Linked DNA regions of Mus musculus: region 2 is linked to region 1. A link is a loop called in an ENCODE intact Hi-C map of the cell type or tissue named here. Cell type or tissue: heart. All regions are shown on one strand.

Evidence for each region. Hi-C counts contacts between places; a loop is a spot of excess contacts. Peaks named below come from ENCODE experiments on the same cell type or tissue, not always from the same donor. Only the 100,000 strongest peaks of a DNase experiment are listed, where the experiment ranks them.
Region 2: it touches region 1 in a loop (2.5-fold over the local background); 2 of 42 quality-filtered maps call a loop at or near these places.

Annotation. Positions count from the first base shown.
Region 1 is chr3:68,490,093-68,498,092 of GRCm38, forward strand. It overlaps Iqschfp (Iqcj and Schip1 fusion protein), which reads left to right. Exons shown (of 11, transcript NM_001113419.2): 5 at 4,482-5,165. Schip1 (schwannomin interacting protein 1) reads left to right here. Exons shown (of 8, transcript NM_001113421.1): 2 at 4,482-5,165. Among named protein-coding and RNA genes, the nearest start is that of Gm22073, 54 kb to the right of the region's middle. In heart, CTCF peaks have their summits at 3,982 (motif pointing right), 4,191 and 5,386; DNase peaks (open chromatin) are centred at 2,599, 3,259, 4,059, 5,159 and 2 weaker places; H3K4me3 peaks cover 4,699 bases; H3K27ac peaks cover 5,301 bases.
Region 2 is chr3:69,000,653-69,008,652 of GRCm38, forward strand. It overlaps Ift80 (intraflagellar transport 80), which reads right to left and starts at 3,918. Exons shown (of 20, transcript NM_026641.2): 1 at 3,780-3,918. It overlaps Smc4 (structural maintenance of chromosomes 4), which reads left to right and starts at 4,086. Exons shown (of 24, transcript NM_133786.4): 1 at 4,086-4,438; 2 at 5,424-5,561; 3 at 6,537-6,715; 4 at 7,277-7,468. The coding sequence starts at 5,429. In heart, CTCF peaks have their summits at 3,618 and 5,448; DNase peaks (open chromatin) are centred at 3,929, 4,259, 4,819, 5,329 and 1 weaker place; H3K4me3 peaks cover 4,366 bases; H3K27ac peaks cover 3,648 bases.

The sequences.
Region 1 (8,000 bases):
TCACCATAGCAAGGTATAAAGATACAGTTATGCCTTGTTTTATATAAGTTAGAACAAGAATTTTGAGACTAGGTCTAAAATTTGGAACCTTTGGTTGAGGCCAAGGATACGCATGAAGGCCTGAAACTGAGGCTTCCTACTCTGGATTGCCTAAGCCTGTGTCAAAACCCTGTTTCAAAGTGATTGGGGGATCAAACTCAGGGCCTCTGGTATGCTAGTTCATCCTTCTGACCCCTGAACCACACCTCTAGCACCCTAGACTAGGATACTCACAAAATAAGGGTTTCATGAAACTTACATTTGTTTTGATACAGATGTGTGACCTGAGTTCTAATATAAAATGTAATTCTTACTATGAGGCTAGTAGAGAAGCCGATTAAACAGCAATACTGAGAGTGCACATCACACTGCAGTGGAAGCCATGGACTCAGAGAAATGTCCTCTGACCCAGGGGAACAGGAAGAATCCAAACTTTCTAGGAGAAAGTTGTGCTAGCTGAGACTTACCATTTGTTTTTAACTTTTTCCAATTTTTTATTAGGTAGTTTTTTCATTTACATTTCAAATGCTATCTCGAAAGTCCCCTATACCCTCCCCCCACCCTGCTCCCCTACCCACTCACTCCCAATTCTTGGCCCTGGTGTTCCCCTGTACTGGGGCATATAAAGTTTGCAAGACCAAGGGGCCTCTCTTCCCAATGATGGCTGACTAGGCCATCTTCTGCTACATATGCAGATAGACACATGAGCTCTGGGGGTACTGGTTAGTTCGTATTGTTGTTCCACCTATAGGGTTGCAGCCCCCTTCAGCTCCTTAGGTACTTTCTCTAGGTCCTCCATTGGGGACCCTGTGTTCCATCCAATAGCTGACTGTGAGCTCCCACTTCTGTGTTTGCCAGACACTGGCATAGCCTCAGGAAAGACGGCTATATTACCATTTAAAAAAAAAAAAGTCAGTTGTAGAAGCTGCAGGTGGTGATGGGAAGCAGACCCTTTAGAGGAGACCCTTGTGGAGTTTCTATGGTCAGGGAGAGAGAGCTGCACTCCCAGGAAGGCTACGCTTGGCTGCATACAATGAATGGTCAGGACTACTTCAGAGTGCAGTACTTGGTGTGAGGTCAGTGGGTGGTCAAAAGGGACTCTTAATCTAGGTAGAAATGACAACACTGGATTGACAGGAAAGGTTCTGTAAGTAGGCCTCTTCTCTTGTCCCACATTTCTGATTTCTGATTCGTGGAGGTTTTAGGGCATAGATCTAAGAGGAAAAAAAGCAGCAAACTAACTTGAGGGAATCTTCCTCAAAGAGGAAGAAGACGGGACTTTCCGAACACGTTGCAAATCATTTCTCCACCCTGCTGGACCTAGCTGCTCACTATTGCCACCTTAAAGTTGGTGGGCCTTCCTGTTCCAAAGTGGGAGCGTTCTTGGCAGGGGTTGGAAGCCTGGAAACAGAATGGTAACTGGGCTGGCCAAGCACTTCCCATGGAGAGTGGAGAAAAGGGAGACTTGGTACTTCCCATCTGATCCAGATTATCTGGTCAGAAAATAATGTGAAAGTAGAGATCAATTCCAAGATGTTTACAGCCAGTTTTGAAATGCCACGCATTTCTGGCAGTGCCATTTACCTTGCCAAATGTTTCGTTTAGGTTTCATTTTACATTTCCTGATCACTTCCATCAGAGCTCCTGAGGCGTGAGAGCTTGGCAGCGGTGTGTGGGGGTGGGTGGCTCGGGAGGTCCTGGTGCTTAAAAGCTGGGCTGTCACCATAAGGCTCAATTGATCAATATTTGTCTACCTGCATCTGCTACAGAGTACGTAGCTCTGTGTATGTGTGTGTGTTCTGTATGCATGTGTGTATATGTGTGTATATGTGTGTATGCATGTGTGTATATATGCACATTCAGGTACACCTGCCCATGTAGGAATGTGTGAGGCCAGAGTTTGACATCGCCTTATTACTTCAGCTTATTTTGAAATTCTTTTTCTTGAGACAGGGTCTCTCTCTCTCTCTCTGAACCTAGGGCTTGCAGTTTGGGGTAACCTGACTCCCACTATCAGGGATCTGCCTGTCTCCATGCCCAACCCCAGCATGTTAGGGCTACAGGGAGCACCCAGATCCTGGCTTTTACAGAAGGCACTTTACTTGCTAAGTCATCTCTCCAGCCCTCTAGGTGGCTGTTTTTGACCTAAGCTTTGTGATATCTCATGGTGATCTTCTAAGCAATAATACTTCCCATCTATGACACAGAACACAGGACCACATCCATACCCCTCAGAGGCAGCCAGCACTCACTCCACTGCAACTCAGATCAAAACAAATTTGGAGCACTAAGCAGGCTGTTTACAGATGTTCACGTGAACTGTATTTTAAGTCCTAACCAGTCCCTTTCGACTGAAGCGCTGGACAGACTAGAGGCCTCTTTTCCTGTTATTCACAGGATTGCTGCTTCCAGACAAGTTAAAAAAAAAAGTTTGATTACATTTCCTGACCAGGAGCTTACCTAAGAGGAAATCACTGAGACAAAGGGTCTCTGCACCAAGGCCCCCACAAGAGCCACAATGGCTGAAGGCCGGGTGGCAGCCACTCCCTACCCAGGAATCCCAAGCATGCCTCTGCCCCTCCTTTTGGAAGGTGCCAAGCAAGGCTTGGGGTCTGGTCCAGACTAGTCTCGCTGGAATAAATCAGTTACAGGCCTAAATCTGGTAGTCCAAGGAAACTCTCCATTTCAATGTAGAGTTAAGCACTCTTCTATTCTCACCGCAGAGGAGGCATTTCCTAGCTAACATCTTACAGGGCAAGACTGTTCAGAGGAAATTTTTAGTCCTTAAAAGGTATTCTGTAGCCCGTCTACACTATCCAAGCAAATAGTTTCACATCGCATCGAACCTTCTTCCTAAAAAGAAGGTCTGGCCAGTTCAGGTAGCCCGTGTATGGTCTTGGAATGTTTCCCATAGGTTTTTGGATTCAATTTCCTGAAAGAAAAAACCAGTAAGCAAAGCCAGCCAAGGTACTAGGGGCACCACCACTCAGGACCGCCTTTCTCTCTCCTTTACAATCTTCTGTATGTGTTCTCTTGGAAGGGATGTCTGGCCCCACCTTCAGGATAGATCTCCACCCCTTTCTGACCTCCACTTTAGATTAACAGTCCTCGCTCAGCTCACACTCCCTTTCTTAGCCATACACACACCTCGCTGAGGTCATCCTCAGTGCCTCTGGGAAGGGGAAGGAAACGTGAGCAAAAGCAACAGGTTCCACCCACTGCCTGAACTTGGAAGTGGATACCAGGGCGCGGTGAAGGGAGAGGAAGCGGCCAGGGGGAAGGTGGAAAGGAAATGACAGGGCCTGACCACTGGTCACTTGAGCTCCTACTCGGCATGTGTATTTGCCTGTGAGGATGACAGGAGGTCCTTCTCAGGGTCACTTGGGGACTTCCGCGTGGACTGGGAGGCATCGGGTCCGTGCGGGCCTCCAGGAGGCTTTGCTTGGATAAAGAGCCCAGCCAAGAGGCCTTGAGGTGCGTTCAGCACACAACCCCCTCCCCAGGGCGCGGTCCTCCCACACAGCGAGGTCTGTAAACCTAGCGCCGCTACCCTCCCTCCCCCGCCTCGCCTCGCCTCGCTGCGCTCTCCCAGCCCGCTTCTAGCTCCAGCCTCCGGCGGGGAAAACCGGGCGAGCGGACTGCGCCGCACCCCGCAGCCTCTGGGCATGCTCCGTGGCGGGACCCGGTCTGCCGCCGCCGCCGCCGCCGCCGCCGGGAGGGCGCGTCTTCCCTTCCCCAGGGCGGCGGCGCCTGCAGTGACAGTCGCTGCGCGCCCGGGCCCCGCACACCTTTGACGGAACCAAGCGCTGAGAGGTGCCATCCTGCTGAGGCGTGGGCCGACAGCGCCCCCGTGCCCATCCTTCCCGAGAGGGGCTGGCCGAGGAGGCACGCAGGCGGGATGTGCCCTGCGACAACTGCGGTTCCTTAGAAAGTAAAGCTGAGCTCGCCCGGCGCGGGGCTCCCAGCGGCCGCCGGGAGGGGGCGGGGCGGAGCGGGGCGGGGCCAGGTTGGGGGTGGTCCCAGTGCCCCCGCGAGGTGCGAAATCAGATTCTGCCTCCCTCTTGGGTCCCGCCCCCAGGGAATCAGAATTCAGTGGGAAAGTGTTTGGGAGAATCCTTGGGGTGGAGTGCTAGGAGGCGCCTGGCGTAAAATGCTTCACACAAAGTCCGTGCGCGCCCCTGGGCTATGAGGGTGAAAAGTGCGCGCCCGAGGCTGCGCACCCCTTTGCTAATTTGCGGGTTAGTTAACCGGAGGAAGTCAACTTGTGCGGGGAGGGTTGGAGGCAGCTCAGGCTGCTGTTGGCTCCCGCCCCAAGGCCTCTTAGGGCGATCGCACCTCACGGCTGGCCGGCGCCGCGCGCGGGGAGGTCCGGGTGGGCAGCGGGCGGCCGGAACAGTGGGCTCTACCCGGCCACTCACTCTTTCTGCCTCCCCCCTCCCCAGGATTACCGAGAGGATGGGATGGATCTAGGCAGTGACGCCGGCAGCAGCAGCAGCAGCCGCGCCAGCTCACAATCCAACTCCACCAAAGTGACCCCTTGCTCCGAGTGCAAATCCTCATCGTCGCCGGGGGGTAGCTTGGACTTGGTGTCTGCTCTGGAAGACTATGAAGAGCCCTTCCCGGTCTACCAGAAGAAGGTGATTGATGAGTGGGCTCCGGAGGAGGACGGGGAGGAGGAGGAAGAGGAGGACGATCGAGGGTATCGGGATGACGGCTGTCCGGCCCGGGAGCCGGGGGACGTGAGCGCCAGGATCGGCAGCAGCGGCAGCGGGAGCAGGAGCGCCGCCACCACCATGCCGTCCCCGATGCCTAACGGCAACCTCCATCCGCACGACCCTCAAGACCTCAGGCACAATGGCAACGTGGTGGTAGCTGGCCGGCCGAACGCCTCTCGGGTTCCCCGGCGACCCATCCAGAAGACCCAGCCTCCAGGGAGCCGGCGCGGAGGCCGAAACCGGGCATCTGGGGGCCTCTGCCTTCAGCCACCGGACGGCGGGACGCGGGTCCCGGAAGAACCCCCTGCGCCCCCAATGGACTGGGAGGCATTGGAAAAGCATCTGGCCGGGCTGCAGTTCCGGGAGCAGGAGGTGCGAAACCAGGGTCAGGCGAGGACCAACTCCACCTCTGTAAGTTGGCCCGGGTGCGTGCCCACGCGCGCACACCCGCGTACACACCTCGCGCGCAGCCCACACGCCCCTTCTCCGCGCTCTCGCCGGGGGTGGCCCCATTCATCCTTTCCCGAGGGTGGGGGCTGGGCCGGAGAGCCTGCCTCCTGCTCCCCTGGGGTACGCTTGCTCTGTCTGGGAGCTGTCTGGGTTTACAGGATGGGCGGAGAGAAGGGAGGGGCAGCCAGAGGGCAGCAGAAAGTCGGGCTAGAGGAACCCGCGACTCATTTTGATGGAATTACTTATGGAGACTAGGTTGTGAGTCACTTGCCTGAAAATAAATCTAGGGAGATTTCCTGACCGAAGTCAGTGCCTGCGGGGGCTTTTTCACACTATAATAGTTGTGGCTTTGTCCATCCTCGTGGGTCTTCCAGCGTCTCCCCTCACATCTCCCCCTGAGCCAGGCAGTGCCTGTGCACATGAACTCAGTCGCCTGCCCACACCTCAGATCTGACAAGCGGGTGTGTTCCATCCCGGCTCCTGGATTTGGATGGATTAAAGGCCCTCCTCTGACTTTTCTTCCATGAAACCTGAGCGATTGCTGACCTGGAGGAACTGGGTGAATTGAACTGCCAGGATGAGGGAGGGGGTTGCTGCCTCTGCCTGACTCACTCCCTGTCGGCGAATCCCTTCTTGTTTTGATAAAAGAACCACTTATAGTTCCTTACCGGAGGCTACTGCCTCAATTCTGGAAAAGCCAGACAGGGAGGGGTGCTGGCGTGGAGCGGAAGGAGGGAGAGAAGGAGGGCTGCATCTATAATAAGCTCAGGCAGGTTTGTACTTGTCTCAACATTTTTTTTTTTTTTTTTTTTTTTTTTTTTTTGCCCCAGAGAGGAGAGCAGATAAATGACTTTAAAAGAAAAGCACCATGAACGTAGCTCTCCCTTTTATCACTGTTTAAGATAAAGCAACAGTTGTAATTTGAAATCATTAGTGATATCCCTAAATAGGGCTGAAGGGCACAGTTTAAATGAGCTGCTTTCTGTGTGTGACAGCTGTGTGACAGTGTAGGAAAATGCTTGCCTCGCAGGTGTAATTTGGCTACTCTGAGTCTCCCAGGTTCCTGGAAATTGGGTGCATGCACTTCTGACTTGGGGGGTGAGGGGGGGTGGTAACAGAGTTTCACAGAGAAATTGGCACAGTGTCTGTCAGCGCCCTTGGTTGACAGAGCCCATTGGTTAGTGTCCCTTGAGAGATGACCTATTAAATTAACACACTCGTTTTAATCCCAGCTGTTTATAAGTTTGCCATGCCACCCACAGACGTGGAGTCTTTCCATTAAGCCAATGTTATTTCTTGTCCCTTGCGATACGAAACATCCTCTCCCAGTTAAACTCCCAGGATTTGAGCAATGATTGAAGATCAGCAGTTACATAGCTGTAACTGGGCTAAGAGTCTGGTAAGGTGAGATAGGGTAAACGGTCTGCCCTCTGGGAACTTGACATTTAAAGGCTTGCGGGGACAGAACCCTTCTCAACCCAGTGCTCACACATCCTCTTGATATGGTAGGCAGTTGTTAAAACCTAAGGTACTCCTTCCTTCCTTCCTTCCTTCCTTCCTTCCTTCCTTCCTTCCTTCCACAACAATTTGGAGTTTCTTCCTCCTTGTTCCCAGATTCTCAGGCTCCCTGCTCTTCTAAAGATGTGTGCTCTTGATGTTTTTAGAAGTCATTGCACTTTTTTTTTTTTTAATTTTTAAAGAAGTTTAAAGAACACACACACATGTTGCGGTAAGGCACATGTATGTACCATGATTTACATGCGGAGGTCAGAGAAAAGCCTTTGGGAGTCTCTTCTTGTGGGCCGTGAGAATTAAGCACTGGTCATGAGGTTTGGCGGTGCTTTAACGTGCTGAGCTATCTCACAGGAGGCCGGCTTTGGTTTGTGTTTGAATAAAGTTATTACTACATGTTTGCTTAGGATGGTGTTTTCAAACTAAGATATCCATGAAGTCACCTTAATGCTTAAAAACCTTGCAGTACATACAGACACAGTCACACAAAGCCTGGTGATTTCTATGACTTTCGGGTTTGTGTATGCACTGTATGGTCATCTAAAGTTTGTTACTCTGGGTTTCTGTTATAAAAGTTTTGAAAACAGCATTTAAATTCTGTTTATCGTTGCCTGGAGTAAGCAACCATCTGGGCAGGAACTGGAGAATAGCAAATAATTGGCTTGGCGTAGAAGGCCTACCTTTGAAGGAGGCAGTCTAGTCCACTGGCATTGTGCTTCTCTTTAGAACGATGTATGTCAGTCAACACATGAACAGGGCTGGGTGCATCAGCAGCAGGAGGCTGTAAAATGCAACAAAGGGGCTAAGTTCTCTTTACTGTATAATCCAAGAACCACTTCAGGGATTTGTCCTTGCTGTTACATCTTCAGTTGCTCTATTGGTTTATTTCCCTGATTCTTCCAGACTGTTCAGCTCTCACCAGCTCTGAGAGGTTATTCCTGGCCCCCCTTCTTAAAGCGGAGTGAGAGCGCCCTTCATCCTGCCCCCACTTTTGCTTGGTTTTCTTAGCGAGATAGCATAGTTTTGTTTATGAGTCCCCACTATTTTGGGTGAGCTGGTGCAAGCCTTTAAACCCATCACTCGGGAGGCAGAGGCAGGTAGATCTCTGTGAGTTCGAGGCTAGCCTGATAGTAGAGTGAGTTCCAGGACAGCCAAAGCTACACAGAGAGATTCTGTTTGGAAAACCCAGAGACGGGACATCTAGCTGAAAGTTCAGGGATCTTACCTCTGTTTTGGTTTGGATTTGGGAATTGTTTAAAATAATCCTTTTAGGTTTACTTACTG
Region 2 (8,000 bases), 510 kb after region 1:
ATCAGCACCTGCACACACACGTACACACACACACACACACACACACACACACATACAAGCATGTACACACCCCAACCACCCAGATACCAGTGATCTTTAATTCAACCAAAACTGAAGAATCATATTGCACCAACGAAATACAATGCTACATTAATTATTTTTCAAATGGGCTATCTATTGATATAGAAAGATAACTATAATATTCAAAAGAAAAGCAAGATGTATAGCAATATTATAAAACTTAGGGTCAGCAAGATGGCTCATCAGGTAAATGAACCTGTCACACAAGCATGATGACCGGAGTTCAATCCCCAGAACCCACCTAAAGGCTCTGGAAGAAGGGAATGGGCTCCACGAAGTTGTTCTCTGATCTCCACATGTGTGCCTTAGCATGCCTATACACATACCGTGTACACATACTACAAAACTTTTGTAAAATACAATTCAATCCCTGTGTGCAAATGAAAAAGATGTTATAGATTTAAGCTGGCGGGTACTAAAACACTTCTCTGGGAAGATATATAAGAAGATATATAAGTGATGGATAACAGGAAGAACTCAACGAGAAGTGATAATTATTTCCTCACCTTTTTTGGGTACAAAGCAGGCGCTTGCAACTGCACTATGCCCTCCCCCAATACTGTTTGACATTTTTAATCACACTCAGTAATATAATAAACCAGACTGGCCTTGAACTCACAGAGATGCACCTGCTTCTGCCCCCCAGGTGCTAGAAGGCCTGGACCAACACACACAGATTTGTTTTGTTTCTCTGAGACAGAAGCTTAATAGTCCAGACTAACCTTAAACTAGCTGTGAAAAATAATCATGAATTTATTCTACTCCTGCCTTGTCCACCTGAGTGCTGGCAATACAGGAGTATACTGTCCATGATAGGTTTTATGCAGAGCTGAGAATCAAATCCAGGGCCTCTTTAAGCACTTTACCAACCAAGCCTACATCCCTAATCCCTAAATGCCTATTTCATCATGTTCACATTCCGACTTACGTCTACTCTATAGCTCTCGGTTATATCTCTTCTTCATTACGCAACTTAGTTTATAGCTGTTATAAAAATGTCTGTGCTGCCAGGCATGATGATGCTTGCCTCGAAGTCCAGATAAATAGAAATTCAAAGCTAGCCTTGGCTACATAGGAAATTCAAGGCTAGTCTGAGCTATAATGAGACCCTGTTTCAAGGAAGAGAGGGAAGGAGAGAGGGAGGGAGATGTTTGTTCTGACAGGGCATGGTTAAGTTCATTTAAATTTGAGGCTGTCGTTAAGTGATTTACTGAAGACCACTCCTTTCCACGTTAGTTAAGACTTTCCATACTGATACCAGCATCCGACTCAGTGGCCAGCACTACTGCTTGTTTTACCTGTTGCCTTTTCACTAACTCAGAGATCCATAAAGAACGGCACTTGACTGTCTTTAAGGGTTTATACTCTTAACCACCAAAACCTGTAACAGCAGTAGTCTGTCCAAAAGAACCGTGAATCTTTCCTTTCTCTTGCCTAGGCACTCTTCCCTACTCAGGAAAGAGTGTTTAATATCGATCTATCTAAACCTATGACTGATTTCTTTTCCCTGTAACAACATAACCCATTTCAGTTGTTAAGAAGTCTTCCTTTTTTTTTTTTTAAAAAACACTCTCACTCTATAGCACTGGCTCCAACTCAACACATAGCCCAGGTATTCTAAATGCATGGCAAACTTCCTGCCTCATCTCCCAAGCTACACCCAGCCTGTAGCTATATTCTTAATTTGCCTTTCAAGATCCTTCCTAAATTACTCTTCCTCAAATGCCATCACATAGTAATATCAAATACTTATGTATACTAGATGAACAAACACTGCTCTGAGATAGACATTATCTGTTGATTTTTAACATTCCCAGAGACACTTGATGAGTAAACTGCCCAATTCTACATCCAAAGAAATAATAGGATTTAGGGTTGTTTTCTAACTTTTAATGTGTATACTGCATGCACGTATGTGTGTGCCGAGCACCACCATTGTGCAGAAAAGGGCGTCAGGTCCCCTGGACTGGAGTTACAGGCAGGTATAAACTCTCAGTATAGGTGCTGGGGACCAAATCCAGGTCTGCGAGAGCAGCAGTGGTCCTCACTGCTGAGCCGTCTCTCCAGCCTTCCTGCTTCCTACTTATAGCTTTCTAGTAAGTTCTGCTCTGACTAGCATATACACCTTCCCATATGGTCTATTCTACCTTTTTCTTACATTTACTTTACATGTATGAGTGTCTTCTCTGCATGATGTGGTTCACATGCATGTCTCTCTCCAGGCCAGAAGAGGGCACCGAATCCCTGGAACTGGAGTTACAGACGGTTCTGAGAGCCATGTTGGTGCTAGGAACAGAACCTGGGTCCTCTGCAAGAGCAGTAAGTGCTTCTAACACCACACATCTCCCCTGGCCCAGTCTACTTCTTTCATAGCAGGTATCTCTTCCGCTCAGCTTTGTTGTATTTTAGAACCTCTGAAAATACAAAATACTCCAGAAGCCCCTAAAAAGAATCCCTTTATCCTCTTGGTACTCCTACTAGTCCTCCATACCCCCCCCAAAAAATATTCATTGAGCTTCATGGTGACATTTATTTTATGAAGACAATTTATTTTCAACTAGAAATATAAAGGTACATTATTATATTAGCAAACGTTTATTCAAACCACACCAATCTCCAAACTCCTCCAGACTCCCACACTTGTAGTCCTCTCCAGCACTTCCTGAGAATCACTGAATCTAAGTGTTAGGCATCTCAAAGCCATAATATATTTTAGAACAATGTAAATTCATTCATTAAAGGTTGGTGGGCTGGAGAGATGGCTCAGTAGTGGTTAAGAGCACTGACTGCTCTTCTCTGAAGGTCCTGAGTTCAAATCCCAGCAACCACATGGTAGCTCACAACCATCTGTAATGAGATCTGACACCCTTTTCTGGTGCACCTGAAGACAGCTATAGTATACTTAGATTATAATAATAAATAAATCTTTTTTTTTAAAAAAAAAAGGTTTATTGGTGCTCTAAAATGCCAAACCCTAAATAGGTTGAGGAAAAAAAAAGAGAAAGGCTAACAGCTCTCAATTTAAAAGTTGCTGTATAAATACTTACTGGGGGCAGCGAAATTAATCAGCGGTTCTTTAACATTGGGGAGGATGAGTGATACAGACCGTTTTTCAAAATTATAGGGTCACTAAACATTCAGGAAAACAATGCCAAAACACACAAAACTTGGTATACAATTTTCGGAGAGTCAGAAACTCTGTCCCAACCATCATTATCCTCAAACTCAGGTTAAAAGCCCATTAAGGAAACTAAACCGCTCGGGATTAGGAATTGCCGCATCCATTTAACAACCCTTGCTATTCCTTTCACTGTGTAACAAAGACAAATGCTACTTATGAACTAATTCCCCCATAACGGTAACTAGTTATCACCAGCGAATCCTTTCTCCCACTAGGAGCCCTGCTGGCCAAATGGTTATTTAAACTCAACACCTTTCAGTAGTGTCACTTACACAAAATAGTTCAAAAATCATTGTTATTCATAAATGGACTACAAGGTTAACTCAATAATCCCGGTTTCCTCGCTTTACCTGTAAACTCCACATCCCAAGATCAACACCCTGGTGGCTGGAAGAAGATGGAAAATAACTGATGCTCCCGCAAAGCTCATCCCATCTAACCAAGAGAAGCTAGGTCTTAATGACCGCTACCGCTTCCAAGCCCTTTCTTCAAAGGCTCTGGAGATGAAGAAATTTACCTCAAGTTCCAGGAAAGCGGTGGCGACTGCTCTCAGAGCTCGAACTAGTTACCAAATAGCCTCCCGACCTTTCCGTCACCATAGTGATTTCTAAGCGCTGCGAGCGTTTCCCCCTGCCATGTTCCCGCGATACTTGCTAGGTGCCAGTCACCCGAGCGGGCTCTTGACCCCGCCCCTAACCGAGCCCGCCCTCTCCCTGGAAGGTGTTATTGGGCAACTTGGACCCGCCTACAATTGTAGGCGGGACCCTGCTTGTTTTGTTTTGTTTTTTTTCCTTCTTTTTCAAATTCCTCCAGTTTTTCAAATGCTGTCGTTCTAGAAGTGCGAAACTCTCATTTCTGTTAAAGTCCACAGAAAGGACGTAGCCCTGCTTGCTCTCCCTTCCCAGTCGTAACTTGGCCCTCGGCGCCACGGTCCCTGGGGTAGAGCCCGCGCATGCGCCCGAACGGCCCGAAGATGGCGGTGGGACTCGCCGCACTTTTTTTCAAATTCGCGGGTCCCAGAAACCCTTGCGCGCGTTTGTAACGAATTTCCGTTCGAGTTTGGATTTTAGGCGCCATTTTCGAGTGAAGGACCCGGAGCCGAGACACCGGGAGGAGCGAGGCGGGGGGTCGGCCGTGCCACCATTTCAGCCCGGCTCGGAGTGGACCCGCCGACAGGTGAAGTCCTTCTCTTCTAGATCAGGTTGTCACACTTTCTCCTCCCTGCCCCGCGGGCGCCCGCAACCCCAAGGCCTGGAGCTGGAGCGGCGGAGGCGGCTCGGCGAGCTCCCGTGCCTGTCACCCCTCCCCCTCGGCGGCCGGGCGGCGGCTCCGGCGCCTCTTCCTGGGGGAGGCAGCGAGCCTGGCTCGGCCAGAGCGTCCCCTCCCCCAGGCCGATCCGTCCTGTCTCCTAAGGGGACTGCAGCCCCACTCAGAGCCTCTCCTGGGCACTTGGCATGGCTTACACTGTCGTCCATCGGGACTCCGCCCCGGACCCGGGAGGGTTAGACCCCCTACTATCCCGGAAAGTGACCCAACCCAAGCAGACGCTGCCAGAGTCCAGTTCAGCAGTGTGTGGCGGGTGACTCCGGCTTCGGCCATCCTCTCCGCTGGGGCGATGAGGAAAAGAGACCTGGACTTCTCCGAGGGCCGTCCGGGCGTCAGGACCTAAATGGCGGGGAGAAGGGAGGGGGTTGACAAGTCGCCCGGGCAGGCAGGCGCTGCTGCTCTGGAGAGTAGCCACGCAGCCCCGAAGCTGGACGAACTTGTCTCTCTCTCTCTCTCCCACTCTGTACCTCTCTCCCTCCCTCCCCGATTCCGAGCACATTCACTCCCCAGCCCCGACGGGAGGAGACTTGTCAGCAGACGTCCTTCTCTTATGAGATGGTTCCACAGGGGCGGGGGTGGCCTGAGCGAATTCCTCCGTCCTGGGCGCGATGGCAGGCGCGGCTATGTTTCCCCACGTAGCTGGGGCGTGGGAAAACCCGTCCCGCCCGGTTGCCACTGCTGGGTTCCTAGTAGCCACTTTCCTAGGGACCCGCTACTGGCTAGCGGCGTTGGGGAACGCGGTGGCGGGGTGGGTCCTGGGCGGAGCCCGTCCTGCTGCTGCGGGGCCTGAGCGGCGAGCTGCGGGCCGACCTGACTCGGGACTCTTCTGCCGCAGCCACCATGCGGCGTAAGGGCACCAAGCCCTCCACTGCCTGCCACCAGGAGGAAGGGCCGCCGCCCTCCCAGGACGGTGCCCACAGCGACGAAGAGATGGAGCAACCGGCCGGCGAAGCGGAGAGCGCTGCACCCGCAAGTGAGTGACAGGTCGGGATCCCCGTGCGTCGGAAGCCTGTGGAGACCCTCTGAGGGTGGCGGGGCGCAGGCGACGACAGGTTGATTTGGGAAGCTCCGGAAAGCCGTTCTTTGGTTTTCAGAGGAATTCCATGCAGTTTGCTCTAACGGTTCTGGAAGATATGAGAGTGAGCGGAAAACTTGCGTTGTGAGTTTCTGTGTTTTAGAGTAGTACTGACCTCTTTCTCATATTTCCGCTGAAAGCGGCATGGGTGCTGAGCGCCTCTGCGCCCTTAGACTGGAGTGAATGTGATGTGGAGTTGCGTGACTCGCCCTTTACTGTTGGATTGTCTTTTGGGGCGCAATACTAATTTTTACTTTATAAAGTGTGTCAGTGTTGGGTGACGCGGGCATATGTACATGAGTGCAGGTGCCCCTGGAGGGCATGAACCTCGAGCATCCCATTGTGGGTGCTGAAAACCAAACTTGGGTTCTACACAAGAAAAAAATTGCTGGGCCCCCTAGATTGCCTTTAAAGAGAAGGTATAATTGAGAGCGTAGAGCAGGCGGAGGGTAGAAATTAAGAGCTACTGTGAAATTCCTGTCACCATGTTACTGAAGTTTGTGAGTTTCTTAAGCTGAGCCATGTGGAGAGTTGGATTTTCGATTGTTAGGGTTGCATCTCCTGCATCAGGGAATCCGTTTGTTGCAAGGTTTTCTTTATGGTATATTGAGTATTTTGACTCCTCTAAGTACAATGTGTATACCACACATTTTGTGACTGGTCTGATTGCTTTCACGAATTTTATTTTACATAAAACTAATCTGAAGGATTATCCATCCCCATGAGTTTAGGATATGTTTGTATGGAAGATAAATTCCTAGGTTTCTTTAAGTAACATCCCTCCATTGTGTTCTTTAAATACTAGCAGATGATAGACGTTCAACTAATTACACTAATGTAGGCTTTCCCCTCTTTGCCTCTCCCTTAACCTAGAGCCTCCAGGTGAGGAGCTGGATAACAGAAGTTTAGAGGAGATTTTGAATAGTATCCCTCCACCCCCACCTCCAGCCATGGCCAGTGAAGCTGGAGCTCCTCGTCTCATGATAACTCATATTGTAAACCAAAACTTCAAGTCCTATGCTGGAGAGAAAGTTCTGGGACCTTTCCATAAGGTACTGCCTGCTCAGATAACGTGGAATACATCTTTAATTACAAGATATTTCAGTGTTCTAACGGTCCTGACTCTTTACACACATATGCTCATAGACGCACAGACAGTATGTTGCCTGTGACTTCAACAACAGGAATGAGTTTTTCTTTATCTGATGTCTTTGGTATATCTTTAGCAATATTTGCATATTGAATGGAATCTGTTTTTGTTAGAAGGGAATGTTTTCCCCGTTGACTGTGCTAATGAGTTTTGTAAAATGTCGGGATTAGAATTTGAAGGTGGTTTTTATTTAAATGGTGAAGCTTGTGCTATTGAAGAACATGATGTAAGAAAACTCAGATTGTGTTTTCCTTCAGTTCCCTGGCCCACTCCATTCCTAGGGTGCTTTCCTTTTCTTAATAAACTGCTTTTATTTCTAAAGAGAAAGAAAGAAAAAGTGTTTATCTTCTAATGAAAACTTTTAATGATACCTTTGATTTTTATTACAAATTAAATTATGGAGTAGTTTAAAATTAGTATTAAGTGTGACTATTTAAATTTTTAAAAATTTACTTTTATGCAGCGCTTTTCCTGTATTATTGGACCAAATGGCAGTGGAAAATCCAATGTTATTGATTCCATGCTTTTTGTGTTTGGCTATCGAGCACAAAAAATAAGGTCTAAAAAGCTATCGGTACTGATACATAATTCTGATGAACACAAGGATATTCAGAGTTGTACTGTAGAAGTTCATTTTCAAAAGATAATTGATAAGGTAAGATTTTCTACTTGCACCTTCAAGCAAGAAAAGGAAACATGCCACATTTTGTTATTGTAGATCTGAATTGTTCTTTATTTTACTTTGTGTATAATTAGAGCAATAAGAAATGGATTTTGCTTCTGTGAACATATTTACTTCAGCTTTTTGGAAGAATACAGTGATGTAGGGGCCCTAAGTGCTAATTCAGCATTCACTCACTATAAATATGGGCTTCATTTGAAAAGTTGTACATTTTTTTGCTTTAGGATAAACATTTTAATTTTTAAAATGCAATAATTGACTCTAAAATGTAATAATTAGTAGCTATGTGAGAGAGAGAGAGAGAGAGATGAAATTTTCTAAGGTTTGAACTACCGTGATGAAGTATGTTTTGAAATGGTAGGGGACAGGCATCTGTTTAATAGCTTAGAAAAATTCATGGTTCAAAAAGCAACGGAAAAGAACCTTAAAAAATAAGTGCCCATAGTAAAGTAACAGATAATTGGATGCTGGTGGGGATGTTTTACATATAAAGAAATTTAACTAC